2 separate regions of the Homo sapiens genome follow, and region 2 is linked to region 1. The links are chromatin loops, found by intact Hi-C in ENCODE. Cell type or tissue: heart left ventricle. All regions are shown on one strand.

Region 1 (8,000 bases):
TCAGGAAGAATACGAGCCTTGTCCTTGCAGATTTTCTCAATTATTCGTCATCTATAATGCATATGTGTAGGGAAACTGGCAGGATGTAGAAATGAATAAAAAGAGGAAACATCTTTTTTCCTTGCTTTATATGACCAGCAATCAGTGCCACTGATGTAGCAAGTGCCATGTAAACATCAGTTATTTTATTCATGTCAATGATCCTGTGTGCTAGAAATTACCTCATTTTATTTATGGGGTGACAGAGGCTCAGAGAGATTAAATAACATGCTGGAGTCTTACATCTTGCAGGCAGCAGAGCCAGGATTTAAACTCACCCAGAGCCTGTGCTTTTCCCTGTGTGCCACGAAGCCCACACACAGCAGTCCACTCTCCTCCAGGTCCCTCACTGCATCTTCCATTCTTCTGGGCAAGGCCTGAGAGCAGAGGCCCTGAAGCCCAGGGCCCAGGCCCCTCAGGGAAGCTTCTGGTGTAAAGCAAAAATAAAATGCTAAGCCCCCTAACCATCTGAATGAACCCCTCTTCTTGGAATGCCAAGGGCATTCCAAAGTTAATCTGAAAAACGAGTTCAGGCTATGATGGGAAGCAGGGGTTGGACATGCCTCAATATACCTTCCGCCCTTTTGGAATTCAGGCACAGCTGACCAGCATTAACATCAACACAGACTTTAAGTCTGATAAGAAGCATTTACAATCTATTCTCTGTGAAGCCTGCTACCTGGAGGCTTCATCTGCATGACAAAACCTGGCTCTCCACAATCCCTTATTATAACCCAGACACTCCCTTCTATTGATTCCAGGTCTTTAGATAAAAACTCTTTCAACCAATTGCCAATCAGAAATTCTTTGAGTCTACCTGTGACCTGGAAGCCCCTGCTTCAAGTTGTCCCACCTTTCCTGACCCAACGAATGTACACCTTACCTGTATTGATTGATGTCTTAAGTCCCCCTAAAATGTATAAAACCAAGGTGTAGCCTGACTACCTTGGGCACATGTTCTCCTGACCTCCTGAGGTTGTGTCACAAGTCATTGGTCCCTCATATTTGGTCAGAATAAACCTCTTCAAATGTTTTACAGAGCTTGACGCTTTTCGTCCACACTATGCAAAGAGAACAAGACAGGGATGGGAGATTTTGGTTCCACTTGGTGGCCAAGGCTCCTGGTTTCTAACCACATGCAGGACCAAGCTGGCACGGCCTGTCACAGCACCCACATCCCTACTGCCTTCTGGAAGCTGCTCCTTTTCCTTCAGGGCTAAGCAGGGACCCAGACCCCTTCCTTCACTGTCCTGGAGGCTCCAGCACCTGGTCACATTTCTGCTCTCAGCCTTGAAATGTGGAGGGCTCATCTCATCTTCTCAGAAAGTAAAACATGTGGCAGCCTCAGTGAGCCCATACAGTTTTCTTCAGGGCAGCCCACATGGCACCTGGCATGGTCTCCTCTCCCTCAAAGCAGGAAAGAGACCTTCTCATGGGTAAGAGAAGGCCCATGGTGGAAACACAAAGGCAGCCATCTGGCTGAGAAGGAAAAAACACTGATTCTTCCAGATGAGTCTGCAGTGGCGGAAAACAAAGCTGGGGTGGCTTCCCCACTGCAGTGCTTAGTTCTCGGGGGGATCTGCTGCTCATTGATTTCTAACATTGCCTTCCAGTTACATCATGGAAAACAGGAAGAAAGAGGAAAAAATAGGAAAGGAAGAACAAAATGCACTGAAGCAAGAGCAGGAAGAAAGGGTAGAATGAAGCATTTAAACAGAGAGGAAGAGAAAAATAGCAATCACAGAAAGAACCAGGGAGTTTATAAAACAGGCTGCATGAAAATCATTTATCAAAACACTGTCCAGGAATTTTTGTTAAAAATAAACATAAAACAATTAGCTAGTCACAAAAAGACAAGTACTGTGGAACTCCACTCATTGTTAGTCAGTGGCGAGGCAGACATGAGCAGGGCAGGAGAGGGCCCACCCCACCAGGAACCTCTGGAGACCATCAGGTGATACTCAGGCAGTGGTTAAACTGGTTCTCTAAAATAGTAATTGGTTGCAGCTGTGCCAGGGAAAGGCGGGCTCCCAATAGCTGGAAAACACCTGAAACTGATCAGCAGCTTTCTATAAGATCTCAGGAGTGGGGCGAGGTGGCTTAGGCCTGTGCACTAAGAGGTAAAATGTAGTTTAACTGGTGTGTGACCTTCCTCCAGGAACACGAGACAGGTAAGGGCAAAATACTTCAGGTGAGCATGTGCACAACTTCAGTAATACAGCGCGCACGCGGCCCCGCCCAAGCGCTGGCCGGTCACTGCGCATGCGGACAGCCCACCCCAAGGAAAGGTCAAGGAAGGGGAAATGGAAACCCTGAACCATGCCCATGTATAAAACCCAAAGTGGGGGGTTGTACCCTGCACTTGGATCTCTCAAGTCGCCTACTTCACCCTCTCCCAAGTGTACTTTACTTCCCTTAATTCCTGCTCTAAAGCTTTTTAATAAACTCTCAGTCCTGCTCTAAAACTCGCCTTGGCCTCTCACTCTGCACTATGCACCTCGGCCGAATTCTTTCCTCTGAGGAGGCAAGAATCGAGTTGCTGCAGACCCTACGGATTCCCTGCTGCTAACAGTATTAGTCCCTGGACTAATCAAATTCAGACACACAAAGTGGAATGGTGGATGCCAGGGGCTGGGGAGGGCAATGGGGAGTGAGTGCTTATTTAAGGGGGACAGAGTTCGGTCTTGCAAGATGAAGATGTTCTATTGATTGTGAAAAATGTGAATGCACCTAAATGCCTAAAAATGGTTAAAATGGTAATCGTTATGTGTATTTTGCCACAATTTAAAAACATAAAAAATAAGAATGTCTGAGTAAATAAACGTATAACGCGTTCTTTAAGTCCACTGACAGCGGCGTGGCCTTGGCCTCTGTGCTCATCTTTCCAGGACAGAGCCCCGTTTGGTGTTTCTGGTTCTGTGCTGCGTAGAGAACTTGGCACCCTGGTCCTATGCACAGAAGAGGAGCTTTCCGAAGGCTCCGGGAGAGAACGCTGGGGAGTCAAGGCCAGTCCGAGCACAGCAGCTGGGGCCAGATTGGAGACAGGGACTTTTTTATTCGAGAGAAAGCGAACGTAGTATCTAAGCGGAAGAGCCCTTGCAGGCGCGGGAAGGGAGGCCGCGCTTCCCCGGGCCTGCGGGGTCAGAGGAGGAGCTTCTGCGGGAGCTTAAAGGGGCCCCACAGCCCCCTGCACCCCTTCCACGAGCTCTGGGGAAGGCGTTCCTCGTGGGAGACCTGTCTCCCACGTTGTTGCCGGTTAAGAAGTCAGAGCTAGGGGACAGGCCGGGTGCGGTGGCTCACGCCTGTAATCCCAGCACTTTGGGAGGCCGAGGCGGGCGGATCACGAGGTCAGGAGATCAAGACTATCTTGGCTAACACTGTGAAATCCCGTCTCTACTAAAAATACAAAAAATTAGCCGGGCGTGGTGGCACGCGCCTGTAGTCCCAGCTACTCCGGAGGCTGAAGCAGGAGAATTGCGTGAACCCGGGAGGCAGAGCTTGCAGTGAGCAGAGATCGCGTCACTGCACTCCAGCCTGGCGACAGAGCGAGTCTCCGTCTCAAAAAAAAAAAAAAAAAAAAAAAAAAAAAAAAAAAAAAGGAGAGAGGAAAAAAGCAAACTGTGCCTTTAAACCAGGGCGACCTTCATTCCCACAAGAAGGACTCCGCCTTGGTCCCCTTGGGTGAAAGCTGCCGCTGCTGAGCGCCTCTGCGGCCCGGTGAGATCGGGGTTCACAGGCTGACCCAGCGTTAGGAGGTGCCGGGCTGATCACGACCGCCAGAGCTGCTGAGGTCGGAGCCCCGACCCTGGGAACGCAGCACGGAGCCTGGCCGCGGGCCGTGAACAAAGCGGTGTGCAGGGGACCCAGGTTCACAGCGCAGGTGCGCGGCTCCCCGGCGGCTCTGCCGTCCTAGCTCACGCGGTCCCGGGGCAGCTGCTTTGCGCCGAGCCCCAGAGACGTGGCGGCGGGTCCCGACTGCGCTGCCGCCCGTGAGAGGCACCGGACCTGCCCTCCAGGGCGGGGAAAGGGAGGACTCTGATCCCATGAGAACCCAGACAGTTCCATGTCCAAGGAGGCACCCGGAATGTTCTGAAACAAACCTGCGATTATGACAGCTCCGTATCATGTACTAGACGAAATTCTTACAGCTCCAACCTCTTTTTTTACATTTTCTATTAAATTTTAATACCGGTTTCTCGCGCCTATGAGCAAAAAGACAAGTGTTAAAGCTAGCAATCGTTTGTGCAATTTCATCGATTGGTTCCACCGCTGCACTTGCTGCTGGTGACCAATAGGGGGTGTTAATTGTTAATTATAATCAATATTCTGCCCACTGACAACAGCAAATCCTAAAAGCTCAAGTTTCAACTCAATTCTTAAAACGAAGATTTAACTAGCTCCTTGAATCTTATAGGACTTTTATCACTCTCAGTGCTTCCAGTTACAGGTTCTAGTCTCAAAACTAGTTGACCTAAATGTCTTCAAATAAACTTTAAAGGATATGGATGGAGTTTTAAGCCAACTTTTAACTGAAAGTATAGCATATATATAGAAAAGCTCACAAATCATAAATGTTCAGCTGGATATACATTTTTTACAAAGGCTCACACATCCATGGGGCCAGGCCTCGGGTCAGACATAGAATCTCACCAGGGGACTCCCTCACACACTTCCCAGCCCTTATCCCACCTCAGAGAATAGCCATCTTCCGACTTGTTCCAGTGTAGATGACCCTTGCCTGTTCTAAGCTTTATATAAATGAGTTATATAATGTATCTGGATTCTTTTGCTCAGTGTTTGCTCGTGAGACTGTCCCTATTCTGAGTGCAGCCATATTATGGGGGTGTAATGTGTGCGTACTGCCCTGCAATGCAGTACTCCCCTTTATGCACACACCACGAGGGGCATCTCCAAACAGCCGCTCCCAAGCATCGGGGCTGCTTTGGGCTTGGGGCAGTGATGAACGATGCTGTTATAAACCTTCTTGTGCATGTCTTTAGGCACACATATACGCATTTCTGATTGGCATATATTTAGGAGTAGAATTGCTGGGCCATAGAGTGTGCACATACTAAACTCAGAAGATGCTGCCAAACAGGTTTCCAAAACGGTTGTACGAATTTACACTCCCACGGGCTGCATATGAGAGCTCCGTTGCTCACATTTGCTATCATAAATGTATTTTTATTGCATGGAATTATTATAGTACTTGATGTATAGCTTTTCCAGGGTTTTCCAAAGAGTATAATCTTAGCCAGATACTAGCAAAAGAGTAATTAAGATGTAAGAACTATGTAAATTGTAAGCACTCAGAATATGTATTTACCACGCAGGATTCTCACAGATATCTTAAGATGCTGTTCAAATTAGGGAGGTCTATTCTTGATGCATGGAAGGTGTTGTGGATGAAATTCTTTTGCTTTATTTCTGCACAGAGTAATCTCATAGTAAGTTTAAATTACTGCAGGGATTTATCCCCAAGTCCTAACTGAGTGTCAATGTTGGGATGACAAAGACGGTCTAACCTTACACATCTGAACCAAGTCCTCATTTTCTCAGAGCCCAACAGGAGGCTGAACCCAGCGTCCCTGTCATGTCTCACCCTCTCAGAGGTGGCCTATGTAGTACCCACTCCAACATTGTTTCAGTTCTGCCCTCAAATGAAGCCAGAAGGTGATGGAGCTGTGGGAGGGGAGAGTGTAAGGTTGACAGTGTCTAAGCAAGCAGGACTTGACACAGATGACGAGGCTGTCTTTTCTATTCAGGTTCAGCTCATGAGCACTGGAGAGTTATAGAAACTTCTAGAATCAGCAGAATAGTTAAATTCACTCTCCTTTAATGCAAATGAAGAATGTCTTTCCTGGACTTCAGGAGTCACACTTCTCTTATGCCAGCTTCCTCTGAGAATTCCAGATATTCTCTGAGTAGAGGTGAATCTTCTGCCGGGTCTTCTGAAAGAGACCCCACCTCTCATCATGGGCTGCTCCTGACCTCTGCCCCCTGTGATAAATGAGCCAATTAACACTAAACTGGAGATTCCTCAGGGGTTTTAGGCTGGTTTTCCCAAGCCAAGTGTTACTCCTCAAATGTTCTCCATTCATCTTGTAGAAAGGGCCATGTTTGCAGGATTCCCAGCTCGCACGCAGTGGGTGATTGGTGGCTGTGGACAGAGCTTCAGGCCTGCAAAGATCTGATCGAGCAGAGCCAGGTTCTAGCAGGTGCTACCTAAATGAGTTGATTAGAGCACGCTTTCTGGAACCAAAATAAAAAATGAATTGTTCCTATTGTTTTAAAGTTAGTTGTAATGAAGAATTCATTTAATTTTGTTGTGGTAAAATATCCATAATCTGAAATTTACCGCTTAACCATTCTTAGGTGCACAGTTCAGTGGCATTAAGTGCATTTACATTGTTTCTTGTGCAACCATCACTATACTGTCTTCCTTCTCCAGAACTTTTTCTTCTTCCCAGACTAAAACCCTGTCCTCATTCAACACTGACTCCCCCTCCCCCATCTCCCCAACTCCTGGCAGCCCCCATTCTACTTTCTGTCTCTGTGACTTTGAGTCCTCTATGGACCTCATCTGTCTGGAGTCATACAGTATTTGTCCTTTTGTGGCTGGTGTATTTCACTTAGCGTAACATCCTCAAGTTTCATCTGTGCTATGGCACATGTCAGAGCATCTTTGCTTGTTGAGGATGGATAACACCCCATTGTTATCCATGGGGTGGATGACATGAAGGGCCCACATTTTGTTTATTCATTCCTCTGTTGGTGGACATGGGTGGCTTCCACCTCTTGGCTATTTTGAATAATGCTCCTAGGAACATGGGTGTACTGATCTTTTTGAGTCTGCTTTCAGTTTTCTTGGGCATTTAGCCAACAGCAGAATTGCTGAATCCTATGATAATTCTAGGTTTAATTTTTTCAGGAGCTGCTATACTATCTTCCACAGTGGTGAAAAATTCTCCTTGTGTCACTGGGACCTTTCCTTTGCCATGGCTTGTGTACATTCTCAAGTAGCTTTCAGAGTTATTTCAAAAGAAGTCGGGACCAGCGATGCCAGCATGGCTGAGCTTTTCACAAGTTTTACACCTAGAAATGGGTGGTACAGCAAGGTCCAAGGCAAAAAGATGGCTCCTCTGACCTCTAGGACACCCCACACCCCACTCTTTGATCCAGAGGTGTTGGAGCCTGTGAGGAAGGATGAGGTGGCAAGGTGAGAATTGAAAAGCGTGATAGCAGAGATGGGGAGTTCTGCAGAGGTGAACAAAGAATTCAGGAGATTCTGCAGAGGCAAAGAAAGAATCAGCAAACATGAAGATAGGGCCATAGGAGTGACCAAAAGCAAGGCACAAACAGGAACAGGGATTTTTAAAACAAGCACACAAAAAACCCAGAGCATGTAAGAGCTTTGGGAAATTATCGGACATGCTAACAGATGTGTAACTGGAATCCCAGAAGAAAAGAAAATCAGCAGAAGAAATATTTGAAGATATTGGGGGAACCTGCTCCCCATATTTCAACATAGGTTCTTTTTATTTCCCATAAGTGTCAGCCGGCTGAGAAATAAAGAGAAAGAGTACAAAGAGAGGAATTTTACAGCTGGGCCGCCAGGGGGTGACATCACATGTTGGTAGGACCGTGATGCCTGCCTGAGTCTCAGACCAGCAAGTTTTTATTTAGGGTTTCAAAAGGGGAGGAGGTGTAAAACAGAGAGTAGGTACAAAGATCACATGCTTCAAAGGGCAAAAAGCAGAACAAAGATCACATGCTTCTGAGGGAACAGGACAAAAGGCAAAACAGAACTACTGATAAGGATCTATGTTCAGCTGTGCACGTATTGTCTTGATAAACATCTTAAACAACAGAAAACAGGGTTCAAGAGCAGAGAACCAGTCTGACCACAAATTTACCAGGGTGGAGTTTTTCCCCACCCTAATAAGCCTGAGGGTACTGCA
Region 2 (8,000 bases), 390 kb after region 1:
GAAAATGTAAACTAATCTACAGTGACAAAGTAGGGCAGGGGCCTATGGGAGGGAGAGAGGGAAGGATGATGAAGGAGCATGAGGAAGCTTGGGCTGATGGACGTGTTCGCTATCTTGATTGTGGTGATGGTTTCGTAGGCATATGTTTATGTCAAACCTCAAATCACACAATTTAAGTAAATGCCATTTATTGTATGCCAATTATATTTCAATAAAAATATATTCTTCCATTTCCCCCAAAAAACGCTAGAGAAATGCCTCAGGCAGAACCTTAGTGAGACAATGTATTTAATGCATCTAGAGCAGGGCCTGATGTATCAGGTGCACTCAATAAAGGGTACTTTTCTTTCACTTTCCTTCCCCACCCCATCAAAATATTTAGATTACTGTACATCCAGTACAGAAACTTGTAGTTTCTCCTGTACAGATTATGGTGGAGCAGAAAGGCACTCATGTTTTGATCCTCAAAGGTCATTCAATACTATTTGTTTGAGGCTGAAACTTTTCAATGCTTTCACAGTATTTGGAACAAGACATGATTACCAGAAGCACATGTAGTTCAGTGTTGAAATTTCATTTTTTTGAAATGCATCTGGGTTTTAAAAATGTAGTTGCATGATTGAGCTTTTGCATGGAGGCCATCTTCATCCAGGAAGCATTTATTGAGGGCCCTCCGAGGTGTTTCTGACGCGTAGCAAAGGCTGTTAAATGAGTTACAGAAACGACCCAGCACGGCCGACACCTCCTTGTTCGGCTGTTGGCAGTTCTGTTCTTTGCCGCCTCCTTCCTGGTGGGCTCTGGGTGAGCCACTGCCATATACACTCTTTTATGTTGGTGTCTTTCCCTTTATCGCTGTCACTGTGTGCCTGTCTCAGCAGTGTCGTGCCTAAGTGTGTTGCGACATCTCCACTTCCACCCATTTCTGTGGAGGCTTCCTTCATTTTTGGTGCCAAGAGGTACCACGTGCCTGAAGCTGAGTTGCACCAAGGGAGGCTCTGGAATGTCAGGCACCAGTCTTTGAACCTACATGCAAGAAACGGTGAAATAATTTGATTTCCTCTCAAGAGGGGAATACAGGATGCAAAATGGAGACCTTTGTGTATGGAAGCCTTTGATGAGACTTGTGCCTGGAGGCCTTCTTTCAATGGTGACCGCAATGTGGGCAAAGCCTCCCTTGCAGAACCTCCAGCGAGTGTGGAAGAAGCCGCCCAGGAAGCTTTTGCCATATGGTGAGGGGGACCCACAGGAGGGAGCCATGCTCCCTGAGAGCAGGCTTCATCCCGGACGCTGGCCTGGGGTGTCTGGCACGTGCTGCCATTCCCCCATTTCCACCAGCCTGGCGCTGGGATGCAGCAAATGACTGCATGCAACTTACAAATGCATCGTGGATTCCACCAAATGATAAACGAGAGGATATTGTCCCCTGAGCTCACAAATGAAAAGTCAACAATTTAAGCAACAGTTGATGTCCCGCTTGTCTACCCCCAGTGACCCTGGTTTCATGGGGCAGAAAGGGCTCTTGCCTCTGTCTCTGTGTAACTGCTGACTGTACCTTGAAGTGCACCCTTTATCAGAGATAGATGCTATCAGTCAAAGTCGGTATCAGGACAATTCTCCACTGATACATGGAGTTAAATCTACAGTTGTGTGAGTTCCCAGGAAGCTCTTAACTCCAGGGAAAGTGGAGAGATGGAGAGCTTATTCCATAACATTTTTGTTAGACTTCCTCTCATTCTTTTCTTTGCAGCATCTACACCACTTGCAGAGACCCTGAATTAGTGTTTTTGGGATTATGTATGTGTACTGAAGACAGCAATTTAACTCTGAGTGTACCCTCCTAATATTCATGGAAACTGATTCTAATTACACTCTTGTCTCTTGGGTTAACGACTTCTAAATAGTGCCTTCACTCACCGCCCTTTCCCGATTGTCTGGCATTGTAAAGCCTCCATGCAGCGTGTGCGGGGAGGTAGGGTGCTATGCTGTTCTTTCTCAGGGAACTCCCTGGCTGCTGTAGTGACCGCCATTCCTTATCTAAATACTCACAGTGGGAGCTTTTGAATTTTCCTCCGTTGCATGTTTTTGGCACTTCTCAAGACAAGGTCCATGGGGCATTGGTGACCTTCAGGGGTCCTTTGGTGCTCATGGCTCAGAATGCAGGGGAGCAGCACCAGGGCTGGCTATCTCCTGATGGAGGCGGGGCGCTGGGGGTCGGAGGCACGGGCCCACAGCACGGGCAGCCCTAGCTCCGCTGCTCCCCAAGCTCTGCTGCTCCCCAGCTGTGTGGCCTGGGGTGCAGTAACCGGGTCTTTCTCTTTTCTCTATTTCTGAGTCTTTGACTTTGCTGAGCCTGGAAGGACGGCCCATTGCAGGGTCGGCCAATTCCTTGATAGTGATCACCTCACCTATGCACGTGCCTATCGCATGCAAACCCACAGTCTGGAGCCCACGCCCCACCATCTCCTCCTCTGGGCACTCACATGGCTCACACTGCAGTGGCCACTGTCCCCCTGCCACGGTCACTCCAGGACAGGTACCAGACACTTAGGGGCAGCCCCAATTCCCCAGAGCCCACTGAAATCACTCAGTAACTAGGACTGAAAGCAGCCAGTCCTGAGCTTGTCCCACCCCACCCAACCTTCCCACGAGGAAGGCTCCTGCCCCACGTTCCAGGCCTGGCCCCAGTGCCTGCCTTTGCCCAGGCTGCTCTGAGGGGCCGGTGGTGCTGGTCACCTGGGACACTTTCAGGACTACAGGTTGCCGGCATCTCTTTCTAAGCGTTCCTGTTTAGTGTAGGGCCTGGGGTCTGTGTAAGACACAGTCAGCGGGGATTTTCTGGCTCCTGCATTTGACTCTGGTACCTGGGATCCAGGATCCTAATGGCCTTTAAACGTGGAGGGTCTTTTTTGGTGCCTGTCTTCTTAGCACCCAGCATTGAGAACCTATGAAATCTCAGAACCTCAGGGTTGGGGGCGGTTAGGCACCCTTTAGTCTCCCTCGCTAGTTCTTGACTCCCCATTGGCACAGGCAGAGCTGCCTCTAGGCGACTTGCAGTACCTGGTGCGTAGGGAAACCCGGCTGTACCAGGTGCACAGAGAACGGGAAGCCGGCTCCACGGAGGCCGTGTGTCTGCCTTGCTGGGGTCTGCACAGCGAAGACCCTCCCTGCGTTGACTGGGCCACAGGGGGATGTCTGGATGGAAAGTCTGCACAGGATGTGGGCGCTCCTCCCAGGAGGGGCAAGGCACCTGTTGGCCCCATCGGTTCATGGGTGACACTGCGCTGGGCCAGCCTCCTTGTTCCGCTGTTGGCAGCTGTCCTTTGCCGCCTCCTTCCTGGGAGTGTGGGTGTGTTTTGCTTCTGTGGATAAAGCTGTAATGAACAGACTCGATTTAGGCTGTGGCCCCTTTCTCAGTTTCCCCTGTGAAGACCCAGAATGGCCAGTGAATCCCATGAGGGTCCCGAATGGGAGGAGTGGGATTTCGGGGATCCAGTAGGAACTAGGAAGGACACAGGTGGAAATGCCAGGGCCGCAGCCAGCCTGAGGCTGCAGATGCAGGGAACTTTTGGAGGCATGACCACCTGGGATTCATGTTATTTACCTGATACTGAAAGTTATCAACCAACTGTAAAAGTTATTTATATTTTATAGTCCAGATTTACACATCCTGTGCACATATGTGGTGCAAAAAAACAAGATTTTCAAATTTCACGGGTAAGAAAGCTTAGGTTCATATAAGAAGTGATTGACAAAAACGTTATAGGGAACAAGAGAAAGGGAAGAGCATGTTTTCTGTTTTGAACTTGTGTTCCTTGTGAAATAACTCATGAAAGCTTTAGAGGGAAAGGAGGAGTGGAGGAGGGGTGTGTGTGAGAGAGAGAGGGGAGGAGGAGGGAGAAAGAGAAAGAGAAGGGGAGAGAGAGAAGGAGAGGGGGAGGGGGAAGAGGGAGAGAGAGCGGGAGAGGGGAAGAGAGAAGGGGAGAGAGAGAAAGGAAAAGAGCGGCAGGGAGTGGGGGAGAGGGGAAGAGAAGAAGGGAGAGGAGAAGGAGACGAAGAGAGAGAAGGGAGGGGGAAGGAGAAGAGAGGAAGAGCAGGAGAGAGCGGGGAGAGGGGAAGAGAGAAGGAGGGAGAGAGAAGGAAAGGGGGAAGGAGAGAGACAGGAAGAAGGAGAGGAGGAGAGGGAGAAGGAGAGGAAAAGAGGGAGAGAGAGAAGAGGGGAAGAGGGAAAGAAGAGGGGAAGAAGGAGAGGAGTGGAGAGGAGGAGACAGAGAAAGAAGGAAAAGGGGAGGGAGAGAGACAGGGAGAGGGGGGAGGAAGAGGGAAAGAGGAGGAGGGAGAGAGGGGGAGAAGGGGAAAGAGGGAGAAGGAGAGGAAGAGCAGGAGAGAGGAGGAGAGAGGGAGAAGAGAGAGTGGGGAAGAAGGAAGAAAGCGGGAAGACAGAGTGAAGAGAGAAGGGGAAAGGGGCAAGGAGGAGGGATATGAGAGACATGATAAAGCTGACTTATGAGATGGGGTTCCGTATTAGGGAGGAGACCTGGTTGCTGGCCACACTGGACTGGTGTTGCTGTAAGGCCTTGTCTCGGGGCCTGGTTGCCTCCTGAGGTCCGTGCTGCTCAGGGTGGAGTGGGTCCCGGCGAGGGATCTGGGGGCTCCTGCCTGCAGCAGATTTGCTTTTCTTCGCTGCAAGTGAAGGTGGTTTGCAGTTGTGCCTTTCCCTCTGCTTGGCAGATAATGCAGGATTGTGAACCGCAGCTCAGGGCCAGGCAGGGTGAGGCCCCTCTGGTCAGCATGCCCCAGCTCAGGCTCAAGCTTCGGCCTCTCCTGTGAGGACCGGTGCAGGGATGGTTTCAGCCACAAGGCAAGGCACTGCTCAGGATATTTTTCCTAAAGAAACTGCTGGAAGCAGTTGCTGGCCTTGGGACAGGTGCTGGCTCAATGGATTAGGAACTTGTGAGGTCGTCGCCATCTAGTGAGGAGATGCTGGAACGTCCCTGTGGGCTGCTGTGGCCGACTCACCGAGCCACGAAGCCGGTGCTGCGTTTGTCTCACGCCCTTCACCACGGCAGAGATGAAGAGCTAGGATGAGTTATTGTCATCCTTCTAAGAATGTGTGCTTTCAGGCTCACCAGGCAGGTCTCTCCAGGTAGCTCCTCGCTTTTTTAAAAAGGAACACACAAACACCTTTGAGGAAGGCAATGCCAAGAAGGCACTGGCAATTGATGGGGCACGTGGTCGTGGAATCAGTTCTGAAGAACACAGTGCTGAGTGGCATTGTGGAGCCTGGCACGGGCCTGGCGAGCACTGCCTAGGTGGGTGAGCACTGTGCCTGGGGAGGCAAGCACTGTGCCTGGGCAAGTACTGTGCCTGGGTGAGCACTGTGCCTGGGCAGGCAAGCACTGTGCCTGGGCGGGTGAACACTGTACCTACATGGGTGAGCACTGTGCCTAGGTGAGTACTGTGCCTGGGTGAGCGCTGTGCCTGGGTGAGTGCTGTGCCTTGGTGAGCGCTGTGCCTGGGTGAGTACTGTGCCTGGGCGGGCAAGCACTATGTCTGGGTGAGTACTGTGCCTGGGTGAGTGCTGTGCCTGAGTGAGCACTGTGCCTGGGTGTGTATTGTGCCTGGGTGAGCTCTGTGCCTGGGTGAGCACTGTGCCTGGGCGGGCAAGCACTATGTCTGGGTGAGTACTGTGCCTGAGTGAGCACTGTGCCTGGGTGTGTGTTGTGCCTGAGTGAGCGCTGTGCCTGGGTGAGCACTGTGCCTGGGCGGGCAAGCACTATGTCTGGGTGAGTACTGTGCCTGGGCAAGCACTGTGCCTGGGCGAGGACTATGTGTGGGCGAGCACTGTGTCTGTGGGGTTGAGCACTGTGCCTGGGTAAGCCTGGGTGGGTGAGCGCTGTTCCTGGGTGCTCAGAACCTGGACTTGGTCCTCCTGCACACTCGCCTGGGACTGGTAAACTGTGGACCTTGAGCAATAGTGGAGGAGAGGAAGCGTCAAGCATGCATCACATCATTGTCAGAGAAGGTAGTGACACCCAGAGGAGAAAAGCCAGGGGAAAATGTCACATCAAAGAAAGACACAGGCTGTTTCCTCTGGGCCAAGCGTGGGCTCTTTAGAGGAAACCCTGCCCTGGAAAGGGCTTCCTCTCAGATAAAGGAGCTCCCCAAGGCTGCAGGTGTGTCCTGAGTGGTGAAGCAGGTGCATTCCCAAGGAGCTGCAGAACAGAGGTTCTGCGCCGGTGCCCCAGTGAGTCAGGGCACAGAGGCTGGGGACTCGCTCCCCACCAGGCCCTGCACAACAGCCGGTAGGGGAGGGTGGGGGGAGGAGGGGGAGGGCAGGCCGGCCCCACCTCTTCCGGTCAGTGCTGGAGGACTGCCGCCCAGTAAGAAGGGGTTAGCACAAGGGGACTGTGACCCTACACCTGGTGAAGGTGGTCAATTGTATATGTGGCTTTCACCAGCGTTTTTAAAAGGCCCACATTGGACTGGGATGGAATGGGGAGGCCCGCTTGCCTTGCACACTAAAATTGCCTCTGATATCAATTGCAGTTCACAAACCTGGGCTCAGTTTTCCCACCTAGAAAGTGGGTATCAAAGTTCTGTCCCAAGCACCTCGGAGCCAGTGGCATGGGCTGGACACTGATGGGAGGGGCGCACTCTCTGTTTGGAGCAGGATACAGACTCCAGGTGTGGACGGAGGACAGGCTGCTTTCTGCCTCTTGTCTGAGGGGTTCGCTCCGGGGTTTGTTCCTTGCCTTTCCACACCCCCGTCTTCTCTGCCAGCCTAGAGATGTCAGTCAGGTCAGCACAATGCGGCATCTTCGAGAATTTGGAGTCTGTGAAATCTAGTTTAGAAAAGTTCTGGTTGAGCCTGTGTTGTGTCTACACTTTGAATCAAACTCCAGGTAGAAGGACAGCAGCACAACTCAAACTGAGAGAAGCCGCAGCGTTCTGGGAGAAACGCAGCCATCGTCGGAACAAATGGCTTCACCAGAGCATTGCAGGGCATCTTTGAGCATTGCTGTGTGCTCCTGGGAGCTACTGAGGCTGAGGCCAAATAAATAGCTATTTATTTATAAGGGGCTTCCTCACCTGGCGGGAGGACCCCTTCCAGGATGGGGTCCCTTCAAAAGAGTGCCTGCTTGGCCAGAGGAAGCAGCCTGCATCTTTCTTTCATGTGACATTTTCTCCTGACTTTCCTAGACTGATGCCACCTTTGGGAACTGTCTGGATTCAGTCCTTTATGAGCCCATTACAGCCTTGAAGCCCTGAAAGAGCTAAGGCCACTTATGCTACATGGCCCAGGCTCTGCAATACAGTCTATTTACTTGCTGTCATTTTGAAGAATGTGGAATAAAATGATTAAATTCTGCTTTCTTCTGTGTTTTCCGAATGTGCAAGCTAAGCTAATTATTATAGTCCAGGCGTAGTGGCTCATGCCTGTTATCCCAGCATTTTGGGAGGCCAAGGCGGGTGAATAGGTTAGGAGTTCAAGACCAGCCGGGCCAACAAGCTGAAACCCCGTCTCTACTAAAATACAAAAAGAATTAGCCAGGCATGGTGGCGGGTACCTGTAATCCCAGCTACTTGGGAGGCTGAGGCAGGAGAATCACTTGAACCCAGGCGGTGGAGGTTGCAGTGAGCCAAGATCGTGCCACTGCACTCCAGCTTGGGCAACAGAGCGAGACTCCATCTCAATTTAAGAAAAAAAAGCAAACAAACAAACAAAGAAAACTAATTGTTACAGAGTCTCGAATTTTTCCTTCTTCATTGCTTCCCAGTGTATCAGTAAGGTGATGCTTTTAGCCTTTTGTTTACCAAAACTGAATTGACGTGGATAGAAATTTAAATGAGTGAGGCTGAACCCTTGTAGTTAAGGATGGCTGGATGGACACGGCTGTATGTCATTTTCTTCCACACTGGCTGCACTTTGCACCCATGTCCTCCCAGTGGAAGAGCCTTGAGAAGTTTTTGCATGTGGAGTCTCTTTCGTAGCCGGCAGC

Evidence for each region. A loop is a pair of places that touch in the nucleus more often than their neighbours do. Peaks named below come from ENCODE experiments on the same cell type or tissue, not always from the same donor. Only the 100,000 strongest peaks of a DNase experiment are listed, where the experiment ranks them.
Region 2: it touches region 1 in a loop (7-fold over the local background); 18 of 110 quality-filtered maps call a loop at or near these places.

Annotation. Positions count from the first base shown.
Region 1 is chr13:111,063,627-111,071,626 of GRCh38, forward strand. No RefSeq gene overlaps it. Among named protein-coding and RNA genes, the nearest start is that of LINC00368, 28 kb to the right of the region's middle. RefSeq lists enhancers at 423-953, 3,655-3,714. In heart left ventricle, CTCF peaks have their summits at 4,324 (motif pointing right), 4,526 and 7,662 (motif pointing right); DNase peaks (open chromatin) are centred at 3,162, 3,776 and 3,965; H3K4me3 peaks cover 1,450 bases; H3K27ac peaks cover 787 bases; H3K27me3 peaks cover 286 bases.
Region 2 is chr13:111,455,746-111,463,745 of GRCh38, forward strand. No RefSeq gene overlaps it. Among named protein-coding and RNA genes, the nearest start is that of LINC02337, 140 kb to the right of the region's middle. In heart left ventricle, a CTCF peak has its summit at 4,993 (motif pointing left); no DNase peak of the experiment used is centred here; H3K27me3 peaks cover 2,039 bases.